2 separate regions of the Mus musculus genome follow, and region 2 is linked to region 1. The links are chromatin loops, found by intact Hi-C in ENCODE. Cell type or tissue: gastrocnemius. All regions are shown on one strand.

The links. A loop is a pair of places that touch in the nucleus more often than their neighbours do. Peaks named below come from ENCODE experiments on the same cell type or tissue, not always from the same donor. Only the 100,000 strongest peaks of a DNase experiment are listed, where the experiment ranks them.
Region 2: it touches region 1 in a loop (2.5-fold over the local background); 15 of 42 quality-filtered maps call a loop at or near these places.

The regions. Positions count from the first base shown.
Region 1 is chr3:142,761,384-142,769,383 of GRCm38, forward strand. It overlaps Gtf2b (general transcription factor IIB), which reads left to right and starts at 3,864. Exons shown (of 7, transcript NM_145546.1): 1 at 3,864-3,905. The coding sequence starts at 3,889. In gastrocnemius, no CTCF peak of the experiment used is centred here; a DNase peak (open chromatin) is centred at 3,811; H3K4me3 peaks cover 2,385 bases; H3K27ac peaks cover 1,787 bases.
Region 2 is chr3:142,922,047-142,930,046 of GRCm38, forward strand. No RefSeq gene overlaps it. Among named protein-coding and RNA genes, the nearest start is that of 9530052C20Rik, 44 kb to the left of the region's middle. In gastrocnemius, a CTCF peak has its summit at 3,109 (motif pointing left); no DNase peak of the experiment used is centred here.

The DNA of each region.
Region 1 (8,000 bases):
AATGAGTTCCAGGACAGTTAGAACTATGTGATAGAGAGAACTTGTCACAGGAAGAGGGAGAGGTAGAGGAGGAGGGGAAGGGAGAAGGAGGGGAAGAGAGAGTAGAGGGGCAAAGACAGAAAAAGAATAAATTTAAAAAGACAAACAATGATAAAACAAAAATGAACAAACTAAAAGGAAAAAAAGAAAAAAAAAACTAAGATTACAAAAACCCAAGACATGCACACATACACACATATCATAAAAACTCAAAACTGGAAAAATAATATGGAAGCAAAAGGCCAGGGGAGAAACGCCCTAACAAAGCTATATGAAACCAAAACAAGCAAAAACAAAACAACCAACCAACCAAAAACTCTAAAAAATATACCTTTGGGTTACTTTGTGCTGGCATCTACTGCTAGGGGTGGGGGCAGAGGACCCCCATTAGGTGTGATTCATACTTTTCAAAAATTAATTAATTATTTATTTTACTGTTTTTGAGAATGTGTGCATAGCCTACTCGGAATTCCATTATAATTGGGTAAACAGCATTTTCTTGGGCTGTGCCTTACCCTTGGAGACTCCAATTTACACACAGCTTTGGAGTCTCTTTTGTTGGAGGTGAATGACTGTATCCCCTGGGTGGATCTGTAAACTACCCAGACAACACAGAATGATAAATGACTTATTCCTTGGGGTATAAAAGGAGCTACTCCATACACTATGGGGTGAATTGAGACTGTAGGGGCACATAGGTGAACTAAATCCTATCTGGGAAGCATAGCCTGAGAACTGCCCAGACACACTAGACCCAGGAAAGAGTATAACTCCCTTACCTGGACCCCTTAAGGCAACAGACACCTAACAAATTGACATCATGGCCACACAGCAACCTGCCATCTGATAACCTGCTATACAAGCCAAGGACCAAGAAGCAGAGGACTTCTTTACTACCCCCATTCGGCTCAGCTGCAAACCCTTTGTTATTTGGCCTGTTCATTCACCTTTCACCTGTCAGGATCTGGACCTGAACCTGCCATTTTCCCCTCAGCCCAGTTCAGCCTTCACCCAGCATCTGGAACCCTCCAGCTTCATACTCAGACCCTGACTTGAACAGATTCAGCTTCAGCTTCCTCAAGTCTCTCTGTCTGCTTTGTCAGTAACACAGACTCTCTCGCAGACTACTTCGAATGCAGTGTAAACTCTGATCAGTGGCTTTAACATGCTGCTCTGTTAAGCCACATATATGCATATAGGTATACAGAGATAGTTACCCCAGCGATAGGATAGTTAACATTAGTAGCTGGGGTTGGAACTAGAGAAACTGCATTCATCGGCCAGATTAGAACTGGCTGGATTAAATGACACCTAAACTGCTGCCATGGAAACCACTGAGCCTTGCTAATTTACTGTTATTCAATACATTCTCACACTGTGGAAAGAAACCAGGTGTGGCAGTCACTCTCCTCCCTCAAAACTGAGTCAAAGGCCACGTGTAAAATGGTCTCCTAGAGAAAGGTATTACAGGCATCGATCATGTGCTTACAGCAGATAGGCTTCCTCATAGACGAGGCTGGCCTCAAACTCATTGTGTATCCAAAGACGACCGTGAGCTCCTGCTCTTCCTGCCTGAGTGCTGACAGTGCAGTCTGCACTATCACAACCGTTCCCTGCAGCGCTGGGGATTGAACCCACGCCTTCGTGTCTTTTAGGCAGTCTACCAAATGATCTACATTCCCAGCACCTCTTGTTCTTTCAAAGGAAGCTAGTAGCTTCTGTTCAGCTCGAGAAAACAATGTCTGGCAGCCAGACAGCAGTGGCACATACACTTAATCCCAACACTCGGGAGGCAGAGGTAGGTAGATTTCTGACTCAGTGGCCAGCCTGGTCTACAGAGTTCCAGGACAGCCAAGGCTACAGAGAATTTCTGTTTTCAAACAAACAAACAAACAAACAACAAAACAAAAAACAAAAGAATACTGAAAAGAATGGGTAGGCTTAGAGTTTTCAAAACCTTCTTTAATTATGGTTCTTTAAGACTTCAACCTCTGTTGTAGTCCAGCATCCACCAGAGTTAGGGAAAAAGAAAGGTTAATAGGAAATAGGGGTTGTGGACATGCTTAGAAATGGTTCTTTGGAGCTATTCAAATCTCTGTTGTCAGCAGTCTGGTCTACTAGCAAACTACCAAATCAGCAACAGCAGTCCAGTACACCAGTCCAGTATACATGGCAAACATAAATCCATAGCAGCCGCTAGGTCCAGAGGAAACCATGAGGTTCGACCTATCAGCACAAGTCCACAGAAGCAGGAAGAAGCCGCTGGAACACCACCATAAGTTCTTTGGTGCATTTTTCACTATGAAGTCACAACAAGCTAAGATCAGCGAATCAAGCAAGGCGAACCAATTGCAGGAGCACTGTCCGCCGTCTGTTGGGTTATACTTATGCTCTTTCCAAACATATGTCCCCTCAAGCATCCGCCGTAGCAAAACATCACACGCCCTTTCACTAGGCAGTTTTCAGAAAAACACCCTGCGCCTGTTCTCGGCAAAACACCGTTACATAAGACAGTTTCCAGAAAAACATCACATGATACAACTGAGTCCCTAACAAAACCAGAAATTCCCACTTCAACAAATGTCTGCTTAATGGCATTTGATTTCCATTAACAAATAAAATGCTTACTGAGTTTTCATCTCAGTGGAAGACACCCAACTTGCAGTTACCTTAATTCAGACTTTGTTGGGAATGGTTTATTTACAAGAAAGTAGCACTGTTGCCTTAAGGTAAGAGGACGGGAGCTGAGACAAGGTCTTGTTCTGCAGGTCAGGCTGGCTTGGGATTCATGACCTCCCACCTCTGCACCCTAACTTCTAGAATTACAAGGGTGACCCCCAAGACCTGCCTTGTGAGGCCCTTGTATAGACGTTAGCTGTTTTATTACATTTCCTATACTCGGTTTTCAGTCAAATATTCGATGATGATTGGGGAACAACAACAACATGGGTCATAGCAGGGCTGTCTCTTGCAATTCTAGAAGGGTTTGTGAGCCAGATACCCTCCATGCCTACACTGTTGAGATAAAGGACATGTAGGAACTTTGAATCATGTTGGCCAATGACAGAGCTTGAATTGATACCTACTCCTGAAGACAACAACTAATTTCTCTTTTTATTCCAAATTCTTTAGTCAGGGCAAATGAGACATTCAATCAGATAGGGAAAACTGACTTGAAAATAAAGGAAAGGAATTTGGTGCGAGCGCTTTGCCCCTTTCAACCAACCTGGTTTCCTTGTGTGTTGGTTATTTTGTGTGTTTGTTTATTTAAAGGTGTTTTTTGTTTGAGACGAGGTCTAACTCCAGATCCTCCTACCTTCTTGGTGCAGGAATACTTGAGAGTATCACCCGAGGAGGCAACTCCCATTTTAATTTCCTCTGTTTGAGAGCTAGCTCAGGCGCAGCACATTCTGAGTCTTCTTGGGTTGATTTTTTGTTTTGATTTGTTTGAGACTGTGTGTGTCTGTGTCTGTCTGTCTGTCTGTCTCTCTCTCTTTATCTCTCTCTCCCTCCTCCTGGCTGTTCTGGAGCACCCTGTGTGGATCAGGTTCCTCTAAACTCACAGAGATCCTCCAGCCTCTGCCTCCGGAGATCAAAGGGGTGTGCTATCCCGCCAGGCTTTGAAGATTTTGCCAATCAACCAGCAGCCGGGAGCCACGCAGCAGCAGCGGAGACAACCAGGAAGTACACAGCCCGCGTCGTCAAGGACCGAGCGCTTTTTAGCCCTCCTCCCGACCCGTAGCCGCGCGGAGTGCGCGCGAGCGACTCGCGCATAAAAGCCCGGCTCGGGGCGTCTAGGAGCCAGTGCTGCTTCCTGCTTCGGACGGAGCTGTTGGCGGAGCCGCGAAGATGGCGTCGACCAGCCGGTGAGTGCAACGGCCTCGGAGCGAGTGGAGCAGGGCATCGCGGGGCCCAGGTTCCTCCAGAAGGCCGCCGCGGGTGTCCCTTACCCACCTGAGTCATCGCCGCCCGGGTTTGACCCTGCGGATCCGCACGGCCCCGGCCTCCGTCTCCGGACCCTTCAACCGTCTTTGTGTCATGTTGATGTTTTCTGTGTATTTTCTCCCTTACGGCCCATCCAGCCGGAGGGGGCTGAAACCCCGTTTCCGAAGAGCTGGAAAAGCGACGTTCCAGGTCCCTATCGATCTGACAACCGCAAAGTTGAGAAACGTCAGCATTGGTTGTCTGGTGGCAAAGGGTCGCTAGCCCAATGGCCCCCCCAGAAGTGGAAACGAAAGCACATACGGAGACTTGATTCATTCTCCTAAAAGACCCCCTGTCCCCACCCCGAAAAGTATCATTGCGTACTCTGAAGGAGATGCTGTCTGCAGAAAATTAATTACATATGCTGGAAGTCATTTTAAATGTATTTTTAAAACGTAGTTTGCTTAATATCTACAGGAAATGCGTGTTGTGACCGCAGAGACAGCCTTTAATCTTGTGACCTCCAAAATGCTTTGCAGACCCTAATTATATCTCTTGTAACCACTATGAGGTAGATATTAGTATACTGGCATATGTGTAAACTGAGTCATGCCAGCGTGTTGACCTTTCGCGGGCCACTATACCTATTCTGATTATCCGTCCACTGGTCTCCAGTTAACACAGAATGTACAGAAAGTATCAAATTAAGTTCTGTTCTTTTGGCACTTTTTTTTTTTTTTCGGAGGTGGTTACTATGTGTGGAATTGGTAAACGTCACCGGGGGAAGCCATTATTTACAGAAACTTGGCCTTTCTGGGAACCTCCAAGTCTGCTGTTTATTATAAAAAGTGGGAGGTGGGCATAGGAAGCCTCGTGAACTTCTTGCGTGGAAGCAATGGGCAATCTTGTTTACTGATTTTATGATTTAATTAGATTAATTATGATTTAATCATTCCATCTGGGTGTGGTTTTGTCACGTAAGGCTTCCTTGTAGCGACATAGGAACCTTCAGCTTCCCCAAATACTATTGAAATTTCCCATGGGTGATGTGTTCATATGTAGGCACAGCTTACCATCTTAGGGAAAAGGAACTCCTGTATTCTTGAAACACAAGTTGTAGTGTTTAAATAGTACACATAGTAAAATCACTGGTTACAGTTTTTAAACTTTTCTTCACTTAAAAAAATCCCTTGAAATTAATTTCTTTTCTGGACAGCTAGTGTTTGATTTTGAGTTAGTGGTCTCGAATCTTCTGTCTCCACCTTGAAAACTGTGGGGTTGTAGATCTGCCCGGCCCTCATCCAGCTCTTAAGTCTGTGTCATTCCTGTTGCTATCAAGTTTTGCCAGCAGTGTGAATAGAGAGAAGTTGCCTGAGAGTTTGTCATACCTTGAGGGCGGCATGTAGGCACTAAGCATTGGCACTGGTTGGTGTTCTCGAAGAGAACATGTCCAGATTGATGCCCACTCTTTATTCCGACGTCAGTAAATAACTTTTTGGCTGCGATCTGTAAAATGAAGATTGTGCCTATCTTTTAGGATGTTGTGCACATTGAGCATTCAAAATGTTTATGGGCGGGGGAGGGGGCTCCATGGTTAGGAACACTGGGTGCTTTTCCAGCACCCACATGGCAACTCATGAACTCCTAACTCAATTCCAGGGCATCTCTTCTGTCTCTGTAGGCACTAAGACATACATGCAGACAAAATGTTCATATTTAAATAATTTGGATAAATAAATAAATAATGTTTAAGGCGGTATCATTTAAATACTCTGCAAAGTTTTTCATGTTTCCCTCTTTTAAATGTTAGGGATTGAAACCAGGACTTATATATACTAGGCACGCATCTTCCACTAAGCTCCATTCTCAGCCTCTTTACCTACTTTTGTCTTTGAGGCTGTAGTGTCAGCTGCCTTGGAACTCCTATGTACAGTTATCTGCTGACAGTGATTCCCAGCCCCTCGGCCTACTATTCCATCCATCCATCCATCCATCCATCCATCCATCCATCCATCTGTTGAGACAGCCTCACTCTAGTCGATGTATAGTTCCTAGGGTAGCTTTGACTAGGTAGCATGCCTAGCTATTTCTGCTTCCTGAATACTGACATGTCCCATCACAGCTGGCTTGATAGACTTGTTAGTAGTGCCAAACTATGTTAATCCTTAACATACTGTTAGGTTAATTTCCTGCTTTGTTTATTGAGAGCCACTCTTATTTTGCTAACATTTTACTTTATTTCTGCAGCTTTTTGATTTTTATGAAATACTTTATTTTTTTAAGATTTATTTTTTTCTAACAAGTTTGCAGAACAAGTATAAAGCAGTTCCTGTCCTCTCTCATTTTTCCAATTAGAAGACTCCAGGATATGTTTTAATGAAGTAAATAAATCTGTGATTATTTAGTGAATTTTTTAAAAATCAGTTTTCCATGTGACTTAGTTGTTGGTAGTTAGGGAGAGAGACCTGTGGTGAAGGGCACTTGTTGCTTCTGCAGAAGACCTGCACCCACATGGTAACTAGTTCCAAAGTATCCCTGGGAACTAACCATTCAGGCAGTACACCTGCACACGCGCAGGGAAAACACCTATAAGACAAAAATAAATATATCCTTAAAAATAAGTCAATAAAACACAATGTGGTTGTTAAAACATTTTGAATCGTACTAGCTAGCAGGAGAAACTTGATCCAAAACCACAGAAGCATAGTTAACTATAAGAACAGTTGATTTTGTGTTTTAGGTGTGTGCTTTCCATGACTGTAATATATAACCGTTTATTGTATCGTGTAAGTGAATTTTAAAAGAACACTCACCCTTTGGAGAACTTGTAAGATTTTGCTGAGAATCTTTGTTACTTTTAAAAGCTTGTTTTCTCAAATCATTTAAGGTTAATCAAGTTCCTCAAACTGTTTTATTGTTTGAGATAAAATAAGTAAGAAAGTTAAAAATATCATGAGCTGGGCCTTGTGGCACATCCCTGAGATTTCACCACTTCAGGAAGCTGAAGCAAGAGGAGTACTCCTAGTTTTACACCAGCCTGGGCTGTATAGTGGGTTTGAGGCCAACAGGACTACAGATAAAAAGAAAAGAAAAAGAAAAGTATTAATGTTAATAGTATCATAAATCTAAATTAATGTGATAGCTTTAAAGTTATATTGTTCTATTTAAGTTAGTTTCTTAGATTAACATGCTATAACGGATGTCATCGTTACATTCTTACAGTAGTATCTTTGCACTTATTAGTCACTTATCCTAGCCTCCATCTTCTTTCTGATTCACTTACCCCAAATAGTGTTCCCTCCTGCCCTCTCTCTTCCTCTTTTCTCCCTCCCTAAAATCACATCCTTCTCTCTTATCGGCACCTTTTTTATCAGGTCCTATATTCATATGTAACATGTCTACATATGTGTGTGCACACATGTAAACTTGAACACAACAAATTCACACAGGAGAGAAGCACGATGTCCTTGTTTTTGTGATTCTGGCTTATTCACTTGATCTGTTTTCCAATTGCGCCTATTTTCCTATGATTTCGTCTTTCAGGCTGTGTATCCACACCACATTTTCTTTACGCCAGGCTGATTCCATTTGATAAGCTGTATTATTACTATGCATATACGTGGGTGTGTGAGTATCTGTAGTGTGTTCACTTAGAACCTTCAGGTATCTGCCCAGGAACTGGGTAGCCTTAGATGGTTCTGGTTTTAAAAATTATATAGTATTTATTGATTGGGGGGAAGGGCATGTGCCAAGGTGTGGGTCAGAACAACCTGTGGGACTCTGGCTTCTCCAACTTGGTTAGAGGATAATTTATGGGAGTTGGTTTTCTCCCTTCACCACGCACTATGGTTTATCTTGTGCACTTAGCCCTTTAAAGGGTCTCCCTACCTCCCATCCCGCCCCTCACCAAGTTGCTAGTCAACTGGTCCTTTAAGAATTTATAGCTATTAAAACTGCTTGACCTTCAGTGTTGGTTGCCTCTTGGATTTCTGAGAACAGGAGAGGATATGAAAAAGCCACCTGAGGCCGAGAAAGTG
Region 2 (8,000 bases), 160 kb after region 1:
GCTTTTATGATGTCTGCTCCTTAGCTGAGACCACCCGAGTGAACGTTTCCTATGCCAGACTTCCACTGGTAGACACCAGGATGCTCTCTCATATTAGGAACCCTAATGGCCCTTGGGGTCTTGGAGCCTATGATCTTACCCAGCAGGACAAATGTGCATTCTATGCAGACACTCAGTTGCTCACAGCCAGCCTGTTCTCTCAGGGCTCTACCATTAAGGTAACCTTATTTTATGGATTGGAAATTAGGAAAAACATTGGGCAAAATTATATCTCAACAAGGGTAATAGAAAAACATACTCAAAACCTGAAATATCCTGAAAAAAATCTGGAAAATATGTAATTAAAGAGACACTTTCTGATATTTTTAAATGTCCCCAGGTTGCTGTGAACTTTAACTGTATCTAGCTGCTTCACGCTGTAAATCTTCCTTTGTCAGATTAGCTACAGTCCCTTTTCTGCTGCTCTGTGGCGAAGCTAGCCATCTAGAGCAGGACTCTGGAGCAAGGATGTTTGGTCAGAGATCTCAGATGTGCCATTTTAGAGCTGTGTAGCCTCTTCAAGGCACTTAACTCCCTGTTCTTTAGTGCCCTCAAAAGGGTACATAAAAATAGTGCCTATCTCATGGAGTTTCCTTGGAGACTAAGTGTCCTGGTTGATTCCTTTATCAACTCAACACAAGCTAGAGTTATCTGAGAAGAGGGAGCCTCACCTGGAGACTATCTCCTGTGTGGCATCTTCCTCATTACAGACTGATGCAGATGGCAGTGCCCATTGTGGGTGGTACCACCCTGGACTCCTGTTCTGGAATTTATAAGAGAGTCAGTAAGTTGCATTCCTCCATGACTTCTGCTTCAGTTCCTGCTTCCAGGTCCCTGCCTCAAGTTCCTGCCTTGGCTTGCTTCCTTGGACTGTGACCTGGGATATGTAAACCAAGTATACCCTTTCTCAACGCACGAGTTGCTTTTGATCTTGGTGTCTTATCAATGAAAATCAAACTAAGACACTAAGTGAAAAAAAAAATGCTTAAAGCAGTGCCTCAAAACGTGAGGTTCTGGGGCCCAGGAGATGGCTCAGTGTGTAAAGTGCTTACCTGATTTCAGATTGGACAGAAATAAGGGGAGGGTCTCAAAAGCCCCTCCTAGGGGAGGAGTTATTGACAGTTGATGGCCCCTGGGGGATGGAGAATCGATTTTCTTTATGCATGTGTCCCCCTAATATGTCAATTACACCCCAGTAAATGACCACAAACTGATGAGTTATGGGCAGTATAAGCTGGATTGGTGGAATATAAAAAAAAGAAACAGGACAGGACAGTTGGGGACATGAAAACATGAAGACATGAGAGTGGGGAGTGTGGGAGAGTATGGGAGGACCTAAGAGGAAGGAAGAGTGGTGAAGAGCGAATATGATAAGAATATATTGTATGCAGCCATAAAATTTTCAAATATTAATACAAATGTACTTTTAAAAGGAAAGCTGTGTGTAGAAACATACATCTGTAACCCCAGCACTGGGGAGGTGGAGACCAGGAAATCCCTGGGACTCGCTGGCCAGCCAGTCTAGTTAAATCACGAAGCTCCAGATTTCATGAGAGACTCTGTCTCCAAAAAACATAAATAAATAAAAAAATGTAGTGTGATGCGAAAGACACCTGACAACCCGACATTGACCCGTAGCCTCCACACACACGTGCACACACATACATGAACACATGTCAACATGAATAAACATATTATGAGGTGCCCATAAAAATGAACTATTACTCTGTGTGTGATGCTTTCCCTGTTTTGTTACTTTGGCCATATTATGGCCTTAGAAACCGGACAATGAAGCTTATTCAGACTCTAGATAAGATGAAATCAAATGATCTTTGCATGTCTAGCCAGAAAGCCTGCTGGGAAAGGCGGGACTGAGCATTAGTGCTGTCTCATTCCAGCAGGAGAAAGTTTCAGTGAGGCCATGGGCTCTTCCAACGGGGTGCTTACCTGATCGTCTCCTTATTCACAGGGTCTTGACTCCCATTATCAGCCTAGACAGAGAATTTTAACCTTATACATTAGAATTCTGTAGCTCTAGTCTTTAGGATAGCGATAGCAGAGGAAATAGGCTCAGCCTGGATCTAAGCATCTAACTGAGGAGAAGCTAGGTTAGACACTTTCAGAACGGTTCTGTAGGGTTACGGTGGGGAAGGATAACATTTGCTGTCCAGGAACTGGTGTCATTACTAGTCGATGGTGAGTAAATTCTATCCTCTTTCATTTCATCAAATCCAGCTTTATTAATTCCGGCTGTCCACAGCAGACATGGGGAATGGTGAGCCTTTCAGGGATTGATTGGTCTGGTCTAATTCTGAGACACTGCAACCGCCAAGATGAACTTGAATGGAGTAGGGTGCCCAGGACATATTTATTTATTCATTATTATTGTCCAGCACTGGAGGTTGAACCCAGGGCCTCATGTGCATCAGGCAAGAGATCTCAGCTCCACCCATATTTGGTAAATGACTGGACAGTTGCTTTGGTTTAAAAAGGAAACAGAAAAAAGCCTTGGGCTCCAACCCTCTCCTTCCAGTTGTACCTGAATTGAATCACTAAGCTGATGTGGCTTCCTGTGCACACTAGCAGACACCGGGCCTGGATCTTTCTGGCCGGGAATTGTACACAGAAGCACAGCACAGGAAGCCGTGTATGCATGAACTCTGCTGTACTTGCTCTGGCAGGTCAGGGGTCGATTTCACTCGGTTTGACTGGATAAGCAACATTGTAAGGTGATAGATTAAGGTAGTAGAGAAGATGGTATTATGGTGTTTAAGGTGAATTTTTATATTTGCTTACAGTTTTGAGCTCCAATTTCTCTCGGATTGTAGTTTTTTTTTATGTTCCTTTCATCTTGCAAAGCTGTACGCTCACAGGCCTGAATGTACAAAGTGTGATGTTATTTTATTGTATTTTTCTACTAGAAATTCTGATATCCTACCAAGCATCTCATAAAGAAAGAAACAAAGAGGACTGTAAAAACATAAACAAGTAACCTAAAATCAGAATGAAATTCAAAGTTTTGCTGTGAGTGGAAAAAAAAATTTTTTTTTAAATTTAGTTGCTCCATCTAGTGGCAAACCATTATATGATTTTGGCTTTTTCCATGTTAAAGATTTTATTTCTACTAAGTAGAAAAAAGGAATTTAGTAGATTTACTGTGTCTCTTAATTTAACAGAAAATTACTCCAATGTAAGAGGAAATGTCACTGCTGAGTGAATTTAAATACACTTAAGGATATATTTGTACAAACTCAAATTTGAAATAATTGTTTCCCCACTGAGTCTAGGAACAAGCATCAAAGTGATATCTATAGTGTGTGTAGTGTGTGTGTGTGTGTGTATGTGTGTGTGTGCATATGTGTGTGTGCATGTGTGTGTGAGTGTGTGTGCATATATGTGTATGTCTGTGTGTGTGAGTGTGTGCATATGTGTGTATGTGAGTGCATATGTGTATGTGCATATGTGTGTATGTGTGTATGAGCATATGTGTGTGTATGTGTTTGTGTGTGTGTATGTGTGTGTTCATATATGTGTGTGTGTATGTGAGTGCATATGTGTGTATGTGTGTGTTTGTGTGTGTATGTGTGTGTGTTCTCTATACACTTACACGTCACACTAAAACCAGGAAAGTCTGTAGCCTTCCTACAGGAATGAAATGCTGATAGAGAGGTCAAACCTTCTGCTTTTTTTCTCTCAGTCTTTAATAACAACTGAAAAAAAGCCTCAGAGGTTCATATTAGATATCTGTCATAGAAAGATATTTAAAAATAAAGATTATCCACTTAACTAAATACATCAAGCTATTGTCAGTAACCAGGACTGTCGGCCAGCCAGGCTACTTGAGTGGAGATTCTGACTAGCACCCTTTAGCTGTGTGTGTGTTGGTTACTCCCAGAGCTGTGGGGCTGACTAAGAGCAGTTGAACTGGCAAGGATGGGTGTCCATCACGTTCACCACTGACTTATTTCACGTGTGCCTTTTGTTTTGGTGTTGACTGGATAAATCATTGAGTTATGGAAGTAGCCAGGTGTCTATTAGGAAGCCACAGGAGCTCTCGGGCTTCCCTCAGTGAAGCACCCATTCTGGAAAAGATTCTTCGAGAGCAACCCAGACCCCTGTGCATGACGTTATTTATGTGGCCAGTCACTCACTCCCCAGTTCCTTCCTTCCTTCCTGAGAACAGAACCAATGTCCTTGCCCCAGAGCATGTTGTATCTTGGCTTGCTTCCTACACAGAGCCTCAAAGTCAAGGTTCAGTTCTAGTATCTCCTGCGAGCAAACCTTTGTCAGAAGAAGTAGAAAGACCGCTCCCTGAGTCTAGTTTTGTACTCAATGCTCTAGATGAAACCTGTCAGACAACAGTGTTCCTAGTCCTTGGAGGGGAGTCTCTGCCACGAAAATACCTTTCCTTTCTAGTGTCTGGCTACAGATTCTTTTAAACAAAACATTTAATGGTATTACATACATATATTTTACTTTTTATTGATTGGTTGTGAATTTCACATCATGTATCCTAATCCCACTCATCTCCCCTTCCAGTTGTATCTACCCTCTGCCCTTGTAACCTTCTCTCTCTCTCTCTCCCTCTCTCTCTCTCTCTCTCTCTCTCAAAACAAAAAAAAAAACCATAACAAAAATATCTGTTGGTGAAAGCTGTAGTGTGTAACAGTCTATCACACAGTATACCCTTTGGTTCACACATTTTTTTTTCCTTGCAAATGTTCATTGCAATGAGTCATTGATCCGATTCAAGGCTTCTGCTACACTATCAATACCAATACTGGATCCTTACAAGGACTCCTCTTGATTACCCTGTTGTTGCCCTGTATCATGGAGAAACCTGCAGGATCTGAAGGATGTCCCCTTAATGGACTCCAGCAGTTCATAGATGGGGTAGATGGAGCTGACCAACTCAAAGCCCTTGATCTGGGCCTCAATGGTAGGTGAGTTGGTCATTCTGCCAGTACACCAGTAGGCCTGCTCTCTAGCACCGCCCTGGCTAGCTCACCCAATGCTGTAGCCGGCAAGCAGCAGGCCAGCTCTTCTGTGCTCACACCCACAGACCTGCCTCTCTCACACTCTTGCCACCAAGGCCAGCTCTATTATACTGCCCAGGCAAGGTGCATGACCATTCTCCTCAGTGGAGTGCTGTAGCAGGTGAGCTACAGGGCCAGCTCTACCCCTCTCACGATCCTGGAGCCCAGCTCTTGCAGGCAGCAAAGGGCAAGGGGATGCAGGGCATCTCTCCCTCACTCATGCCACCTTACGGAGGACAAAAGGTGGTGCCATTTCTTTGGAGTGGTGCAGCTGCCAGGGGGTGGGGCCAATTCTCCTGAATGTGGTGACCAAAGAAAGAGGGGTGGGGCCAACTCAGCCCAGTGCTCAGACATCAACATGGCCTCCTCAGACTGCAGCCCAGACCAGAGATATCTGCATGACCTTTGATAGTAACCAGGGCCTCAGATATCAACACAGACCCCAGCTACGATAGGATAGTGGACCCAGACATGGCCCCTGGTGGCAGCATGAGTCTGGATGTCGCCATGGCCTTAGGTGAAAGCACAGGCCACTCAGATTAGCATGTCTTCCCCATGGCAGCATGGCCCTCAGACATCCACATCCACATATAGCATCCTAGACCATAGACATCCGCATGGCCTTTGATGGTAGTGTTGGCCACTGACAGCAATACAGACGCCAGCTGCAGCAAGACCACAAACCCAGAGATGGCCTCAGTGGCAGCCTGGGCCAAGACACCACCATGGCTTCAGGTGGCAGCATGGGCCACTCAGATCAGTTTGGCCTCCAGCATCAGTATGGCCCCCAGACAGTATTAACATGGTCTCAGGCAACAACCCAGACTATCGGCATTAGATGGTCTTTAGGGACAGCATGGGCCACAGATGTGTCATCATAGACCGAGGCTACAGTAGAGCCATGGGCTCACCCTTGTTCCTTGGCTGAAGGCTGGCCTCAGGAGGTTGTGCAGGCTTCCCATATCCACCAGTTCTTCACTTCCATCGACTCTGCAGCTCCACCTTCCTTCATGGTGTGTAAAACCCTCTGCTTCACCTTCTCTCCATCTCTCCACCACATATTCCATCTTCTCCATCTCTCCATCACACATTTGTTTGACGTAGTGGACGCTTGGGTGTCTTTCTTCTGACCACTTGTTACAGATTCTTTTAATCATATCACAAAGTACTTCAGGATATAGACTATGCTGCCTCATTCTAAAAATTAGCTCCACCAATTAATAGTTGACCAGTGTTGGGAAGATCCTGGCCCTCCCTGAGCCTTTGTTTCTTTGTAGAAGAGAAATCTGAGAATCTGTCTCCAGTATTGTCTTGTAAATTAAATGAAGTAAACAGTGTGAAGAACTTAGAACAGTGCCTGCTATGTAGTAAGTGATTTGATGTTCTAATGTTATATGTAGATCCTCATTATCCTGTAGAGTATGAACTGTGGGATTCAAATTTACAAACATTTCAGGACAGGGAGGCTTTTCCCCACTCATCTCTTAATGGCATTTACTGCTCTCTCTCTCTCTCTCTCTCTCTCTCTCTCTCTCTCCTCTCTCTCTCTCTCTTCTTGCCTTGATCTTAAATTTTCTTTGCTTCTTCCCAGTAATTTACTTCCAAATTTTTCTTCTTAGATGGCACTATCCACTTCTGAAACTCTTTTTTTTTTCCTGTTAATACCTTCTCATTTTTACCAGGGAGTTCCTCAAGGAAGGCCATGAACTATATTTATTCTGTGTAGGCTGGGCTGGGCTTGAACTCCCAGTCATCCTGCCTCAGCTTCCTGAGTGCTGAGAGTACAGGTGAGCATACCCATACCCGGATTATTCATTTGTATTTATGACACTCTACACAGAACTAGGTCCATAGTAGATGCTTACTAAATATGCATGCAAAAATTTGTGAAAATCCCATCTTCTGTTTGTATCTGAAGACTGTTTGTCTTAGAATATAGTTATTTTCATTTACTTAGCTACTAAAGTTGGTTGCTAAATTTTAGGCCCTGTACCAATATTTTCATTTATAATATCATGTAATGCCACCAATACATTTTGTTGTAATTTTGTTGGGACAAGATCTTCCAAAGGCTAGTCTTAACATGGCTTTATTTCAACCCTCTTCTGTTAGCCTCCCAAATGCTACGGTTAGAGGTAAATGTCACCGTACCAGCTTCCTATCAGTTTCTTCATTTAAAAAAATAGACAAAATTATATATTTTCACTGGTGTGCCAATTATAATGTGTGTTTCAGCATGTGTATAACTTACGGGGATGGCTAAAACAAGCTGGCCATACATACAAGCATTTTCTACAACAATTAATCTTTTATTTTCTGCTAACAGCCCCTAAAATCTACTCTTGTAGTAATTTTTAAGAACATACTACATTGCTGCTAATCATAGCAACCATACTGTATAGGAAGTGTTTTGAACTTAACCTCCTGTTTAACAGAAAATTTGGATTTTTAGAGCACAATTTTAGACTTTTACCCCTATGTCTTCAGCTATTCTCTTCTTCTATGAGATCGATATTGTTTTAGATTACATATATAAGATCATTTGGTATTTCGCTCTATGTGCCTGGGTTATTTCACTTAACATCATGTTCCTGGGTCATCGTGTTGTTGCAAGTGACATCAAATCTTTCAGTGTGTGTGTGTGTTATTTTTTCCTTTCATCCATCCATGGACATGCACTCAGGTTGATTACATATTTTGACTGCAGTGACTAAATGTCTTAGTTTGTTTTCTGCTGCTGTGATGAACACTGACCTAAAGCAACTTGGAAAGTAAAGGGTTCATTTCAACTGTTAGTTCTGGGTAATAGTTCATCACTGATGGAAATCAGGGGTGGAGCACAGGGCAGGAACTTGGGAGGCAGGGACTTAAGCAGAATCACAGAGGAGCTCAGCTATAGGCTTGCCTCCCCAAGGTTTGCTCAGG